Regions from separate parts of the Homo sapiens genome. Here region 2 is linked to region 1. Evidence: chromatin contacts called from ENCODE Hi-C or POLR2A ChIA-PET data. All regions are on one chromosome and are shown on one strand. The core of a region is the stretch at or near the end of the contact, and the rest is flanking DNA. Distances in the headings are between cores, read along the strand shown.

Region 1 (3,222 bases), core at 407-2,906:
ATCTTGAAAGCTCCTTAGTATTTTGAGAATGGCACTGAATTGTTTCCCTTGTAACAGATTTAGCAAGTGAAAAATGGAGGGTTTTTTTTCCCCTCATTTTCAGACATAATCTTGGCAGAATGTTTAAAAGAAAGATAAACAAAATGTCAGGAACACTTACAAAAGAACACTGCAACAGAGATGCAAGAGGTGGCAGGGAACAGAATAAATGGATATTGTCATACAGATGGCAGCTGCTGCTAGATTGTCCAATACAGTGATATTTAGTTTTCTTCCATGGACACTGAACTCGTTTCAAATAGCCCTGACACGGCAAAAGTGGAAAGGAAGCGCCTTTCCTTTTCTTCTCTGCCACATGGGGTAAGTCATAAAGTCATTCTTGGTACCACGGACTCATCTATTTCCAGAGAGGTTATGAGTGTAAGTGGGAGAATAAATGTTTAGCTTCCCAAATCACCTTGTTCCCTGGGAGGTTTCATCAAACCTAGCAGAATCTGTATGGATGCTCCAAATCTGTCTGTTCTAAGCACCCACAGATGTTTTCTCTTGGCACTCATAATAAGGATCTAGGATTAAATGTTACCATTTAATAATTAATTCCATTCAAACTCTCCCTCCCTTCTGTTGAAGGCTGGCACTCTGGTATAACTGCTGATGTGCTGACATCCTGGAACACCCGAAGTGCTGATTTCCATGCTATTTGTAACATTATATTCAGGATAAAAGTACTTTAATTTCCCAAGATGTAGTATTGTAGTTTTCATAAACTGGACCATATGCTGGGATGTGTTCATACACCTGCAGTTAGTTACATTTATATGTAAAAGTTGTCAGTTGATTTCTTTCAAAGAAATTGAGAATGTGGATTCTCTAACATTCTCCTAAATTATTTTCAATGTGAAATCCCTATGCCTTTATTAGACATATAATATGTTATCACAGAATTATACAAGACTCCTGTTTCTGAATCAGGAATCATCGTCCTCTTTTAAATCACACTACACATCTATAAAATTTTAACATTTGAGGAATCTGAGTGAGAGGTATCCATATAGTCTTTATATTATTTTCTCAACTTTTTGGTAATTCTGAAGTTATTTCAACACAAATCATTAAAAAATTACACTAAATATATGAAGTAGCTTGGTATATTCTTTTAAAATAAAACATCTTCTGTTTTATCTAAAAAAATCTGTCATTTTATATACAGAAAACATGTAGTTTAAAGGTTCTACCCCGCTACCTATAGAAACATAAAGTAACAGATATGTTTGTTGTGTAACTAACAAGGTCACAGGCTGTTCAGCTGCTGGAGCAAACTCGATTAAGCCCGTGATAATCTTTTGAAAGATTGTAATTTATCTCCATTTGAAGGGCATTATCTTAGTTCTTCAGCTATCACAGGGAGCAAGGGTAACAAATATTCAGTGATGAATTTTTGAAAGCTGTAGTCAGATCTTGTTCTCTTAAACCCTTCTAAAGGGCTGTCAAAAGGCAATGAAATAAAAATTGTCAAATTTATCCACAGACTTACATAATGGCTGTTATCTGAGAAAGTGGTTTATGATTCATACAGTCACTACCTTTACTTAAGCAATTTCTTGTTTGTGTTAGATTGAAAACAATCTGTTCCCATTGCTCACGTGGGAGAGATTACCACAAAAGGCTCTTGTTTACTTGCAATAAGAAGCTATGAGACACAAAATCCATGAAGAGGGGATCTATACTCTCAAAACAGTGTGGTACTTTCATTAAGGGTCAGCATTATTGACCACCTTTTTACCGTGTTTTCTTGATTTAAATGTAGATTTTGGAGTCTACAAGTAGCTTTGAATATTTGAAATGGATTTTGAAACTAATTTTTAAGGAGGACGAGAGGAAAATAACTGATTTAGTATCTTCTGCATGGTAGGGGCTCTGCTTGGTAAACAGGTTATTTTTATTGAATTTTGCGAACAACTCCCATGAGGTATATATGATTTACATCTTACAAATAAGCACATTAAACACGGAAGCTGAAGTACACAGCACCCATTCACATTGTGAAGTCATTGAGAATTGAATTGGGGAAATATTCACCACAAAGATATATCTTTCCACTACTATCTATGCTTGCAACTGTTTGTATTTTCTTCCACTTTCTGTTGCTTATAACAGAATACCTGAAACTAGGTAAATTATAAAGAAAATGAATTTATTTCTTATAATTATGGAGGCCAAGAAGTCCAAGATCTAGGGGCTGCACCTGGCGAGAGCCTTCTTGCTGCTAGGACTCTCTACAGAGTCCCCAGGTGGTGCAGGGCATCACATGGTGAGGCGGCTGAGCATGCTAGCTCAGGTCTCTCTTCCTCTTTTTATAAAGCCACCAGTCCCACTCCAGTGATAACCCATTAATCCATGAACCCATTAATCCATACATAGATTAATCCATTAAGGATGGCAGAGCCCTTATAACCCAATCAACTTAAAATTTCCACCTGTCAATACTGCCACATTGGGAATTAAATTTCCATGTGGGTTTTAGAGGGGATAAATGTTCAAACCCTAGCAGTTTTAAAAATGTTTTTGTACAATTTTGTCCGATCATTTGCTCAAGTGAGTGATTTTTTTCCCATCTATGCTGAGAACAGTTTCTTTGAGGTGCAATATTGCTATGATGTAGATATTCAAGTGGCCTGAAAAGCCTCAGTAACACTCAGTAAGTGTGGCCTCACTGATTCTCAAAAGAGTAAAATAAAAGTGGGGGATGGGGAGGGAGAAGAGGAACTGATAGGCCATTCCAGTGTCTTGTGTATTTAGAATGCACAGACCCACTAGCTTTAAAATATTACTTTATGTAACTTAACTTTTTGCTAGTTAGACTTGGGAAGGGTGATGAGAGAGATGGAGTATGGCAAGAGTAGTGTAAGAGACATACAATTCAACTTTCTGTAAAAAAGTAAATGCATAATCTTTATACACGGTTTTTCAGTTGTCTGTAAAGCCAACCACATAATTAGGCCAAGTTATTTGAGCACAGGAGAGAGACCAAGACTACCTTGTATTTTTGATAGACTTGGTTTAACTTAAAAATGGAGAATGACTAAGACAGGCTTATAAACATTAAAGTAATTTAGAAACTTACATATTTACAAATTAAATGCTTTTACCCACAAAATATCAAATGCAGCATAATTATGCTATTCATAAGATAGTAATAGGATTAAATTTTTTTTTTTTTTG
Region 2 (3,368 bases), core at 739-3,238, 96 kb after region 1:
GCCTCATAGGGCACAACAGAGAAGTGTTTATTTCACGAGAGGTTACATAATAGCCACACTTCTCATTCTGGTAGAAAAACAGTTACTGGCATCTACTATGTTGTAGGTCTACTGGAGGAAGGGAAAAGACAGAAAACCTACTGTCTGAGATTTTATAATCTAGCAGTGGGGAAGACAGCACTTTTGCTGTGGAAATAATTCATAATCAAAAAGTTTTATGTCCATAGAATACATTATTCATTTGAGTCCTTAAGAAATTGAGAGCTGGTTGTGTTATTATAAAGACCCTCCATGCTAATGTGGTAAAATGATTTTAAAGATCTAATTTGCAAACAGAAGAGCAAGAATTGCTGAATAATAATGACACTTATCATTGATGAAAAACCCACTCTGAGTTTCTTACTTTACAGATATCTTTTCTAAACTTCCTATGGACCCTGCACAAACGGAATTATTATTTTCATTTTGCAGAGGGAGCAACTGAGGCTGTATAAAGTTAGTGACTGAGTCAGGAATCAGACCTATGTCTCCCAGACCCCAAGCACAAGTCCTTTGAACCTCTGAGCTATAAGGCTTTGTAATCCTGATGAAGGGAAATGGAGATGGGGAGGGGGTGAAGAAAATCTTTAAATTCTTTTTTTTTTTTTTTCCTCTGCAACACTTTAAAAAGAGACAGGACAAAAGAAGAATGCATGTTCTATATGCACATTTCTTTGCAGCCCTCTGATGAAGTACCTCAAAAGCTAAGCTCCCATCAATCCTGGAGAGATAGAATCAGCAGAGCATAGTGGCAGAATGAATGGTTTAAAAGGAACAGCAGCGACCAAAGAACTTTTTATGCAGAGAAACCCCAAATCTGGGGCAAAGCCCTCCTGTTCATTTTATCTCACACAAGGTAGGTAGTGCTGCCTGTCAAGGTAATGCATTACTACACTATTTGGAAAAACTACAGTTCTAATTAGATGAGCAAATAAATGTTCATTTCAATTTATTAATATAGCTGTAGGCCTTGTTACAATTTATCTCCCGGTTTTGAGACCAATCCATCTCGAGCTGGGAATCATTGTGGTGAAGTAACGGGTTTTAATAATGGATACAGGCAGTGAATTATTCAGGCAGAAGGGAGCAAGCCTTGATGCCTTCACTCACTTCTTTAATTAACTGTGAGATGCTGACGAGTCTGGGCTGTCTCGAGGCTTTCTAAGTTTGTCTGCATCAGAACTGTGAATTTTTCTTGGGCCATAGATATGTTGTGCTTTCAGGTCTATGCATAGCCAAGAAGTGACACCAGCTATCATATTCTCATTTTGTCTTCTTATATTCTCAATTCTGTGTCTGCTTAAATATTATTTTCCTGCAACTTCTTGAGCAACGAACATTTTTCTTGACAAAATGAACATCTTTGCTCTACTGCACTTCTGGATAAGACTTCAACACATGAAAATCCAAGATATTTCAATTCTCATATAAGTTTGGGAACTAATCAATAAACCACAAAATCCAGTTCTAGTCACTTCAGTCCATTTAGCTTGTTTTAAAGCCATTTATTTTCATGGCTTAGAAATAAATAAGCTGCTAGAAAAGAATTTTTCCTCTCCATTTGACATAGCATCAAACAAATAAACAAAACTAAAACTCTTACTAAAGGCAGGTTCCATTATTTGTGGAGCTTTGCAGTCTGCCCAAGTGGTTTCTGTAAACAAAACCTTTTAGGGCTTGTCACTAAACAAATGGCAGAATATGGCTGTGTACGTTGAATTTTCTTCTTTGCCTAACACAGATCTTCTAAGTAGAAAGTGCATCTAGCTCACAGTCTTTGCTCCAGTGTTAATCAATGGTTTTTGCTGTGAACACATTAATAACATGCTTAGATAATTGATTCCCCTTAATCTGGACGTTCTACTTTGCTATTACCTGTGACCATGAAAGTTAAAAGAAAAGTGCACATAAGCTGTTTGACAGCAATTTATTTATGCTGTGACAAGATAGTTCCTCTTTCAATTTTGTCACATCAGAGAGAAAGTAAGAATCTGGGGGAGGTCTGAGCTCACCACTTCTTGGTAGAAATTGAATCACTTTTTTCTATAAATCAAAAGTCATGTTAAAAGCTCTGTGAAGTAAACAATGATGTATATGAATTAGCAGCACAACCATAGTCAATACAAATCAAAGTGGCTTTATGAAGGTATTGATGTTTTCAGCTCTTCCTAAGGTTGAATACATTTAAGCGTTTATTCCCCAGGGCATTGTTGATCCAGATGAATGTATTCACTTTGAAACGAGACCATAGTCGCCGCTAGAGACAAAACTACATACACTGACCCAGATACGGTTCTTCCCCAGACCAAGTGACCCCAGCTGCAGCCGGAGTGCTCACAGTAAACTGAAATTACATGAATGACACCCAGGGAAAGACGCTTGTATTATAAAGAGGCTACATTTCTATTTGGTTTACTGATGTATTAATTTTTCAAAGTTTGGAATCTCTTCAAATACAAGGTAAATGCATTTTCTAAGAATTTGGCCCAGTGGCACTCGTCTGGATGTGATAACCTGTTTTTCCTGTATCATGATTTAACTTAAACTACTCTTGTAAGTGACTGATTCTGTATCTTCAAGTTACATTCATACATCCTGTGACTGGATATTGACGAATTCAGTAGGTGCCACAGGCATATCTTGCTTGTCTGAAAGGAAAGTTAATTTTATACTAAGATGCCACCATTAAAATAGATAATGAAAGCATTGTTAGGATTTACCAGATTAGCTAAAGCAACAAAACATCAGATTGTAACTAGATGACCTCGGGGAAAAACACAGGATGTATATTTCCACAAAACATCCCGCATCATTTGACATATTCAAAGTAAAGGTAAGCCATGTATTTTGGCCTTTATGTTGTTCACAGAAGAGTTCTTTGCACACTGGATATACATTGGAATTCATCTTCCTTTTCTTCTTAGTATGTTAGAATATCTATGTCTTCAAAAGGGTCAGCCTCAAATGAGTGAGCCAAAGGCACTTACATGCAGACCAGTACTTATTAGAAAGAACTGAGAAATGAAACATAAACTGATAAGTGAGTGCAAGTCATTCATCTTTTTAAAGCCCATAAAAAGAGAATTGTAAATTAAAATGTCTACAATAGGTTCAACACCTCTCTCTCAGCCCCTCCCTTTCCTTTGTCATGCTACAGCATTCAAGTGTGGGAATGTTTCTCTGAAACGTGTAAATCACACATTTAGTCATGCCATACCCAGGAGCACCGTACCGGGAGGAACGGGGAGGAAGGCCAAGGAAATTAAATATGAGTCCAGCAGTTTGTTAATGAAACATTTACACAAGCAGTTTATATGGTTGTAATAAAA

The links. Hi-C counts contacts between places; a loop is a spot of excess contacts on that map. ChIA-PET counts read pairs that join two places held with the same protein, here RNA polymerase II (POLR2A). Pooled maps may share reads with other maps.
Region 2: a pooled map shows a loop between it and region 1 (3-fold over the local background). The contact joins two enhancer-like sites. A Hi-C loop is called at or near these places in 6 of 37 single-sample maps with no recorded cell type and 6 of 50 pooled maps. POLR2A ChIA-PET finds 5 or more read pairs at or near these places in 2 of 52 experiments (Caco-2 and OCI-LY7).

Annotation. Positions count from the first base shown.
Region 1 is chr5:124,823,405-124,826,626 of GRCh38, forward strand. No RefSeq gene overlaps it. Among named protein-coding and RNA genes, the nearest start is that of ZNF608, 78 kb to the left of the region's middle. Within about 2 kb of position 1,657, at least 2 of the 41 ENCODE cell types and tissues checked have a DNase peak (open chromatin) inside an H3K27ac peak, as active enhancers do; they include OCI-LY7, where a contact is called at or near this core.
Region 2 is chr5:124,919,228-124,922,595 of GRCh38, forward strand. No RefSeq gene overlaps it. Among named protein-coding and RNA genes, the nearest start is that of ZNF608, 170 kb to the left of the region's middle. RefSeq lists an enhancer at 2,189-2,278. Within about 2 kb of position 1,989, at least 3 of the 41 ENCODE cell types and tissues checked have a DNase peak (open chromatin) inside an H3K27ac peak, as active enhancers do; they include OCI-LY7, where a contact is called at or near this core.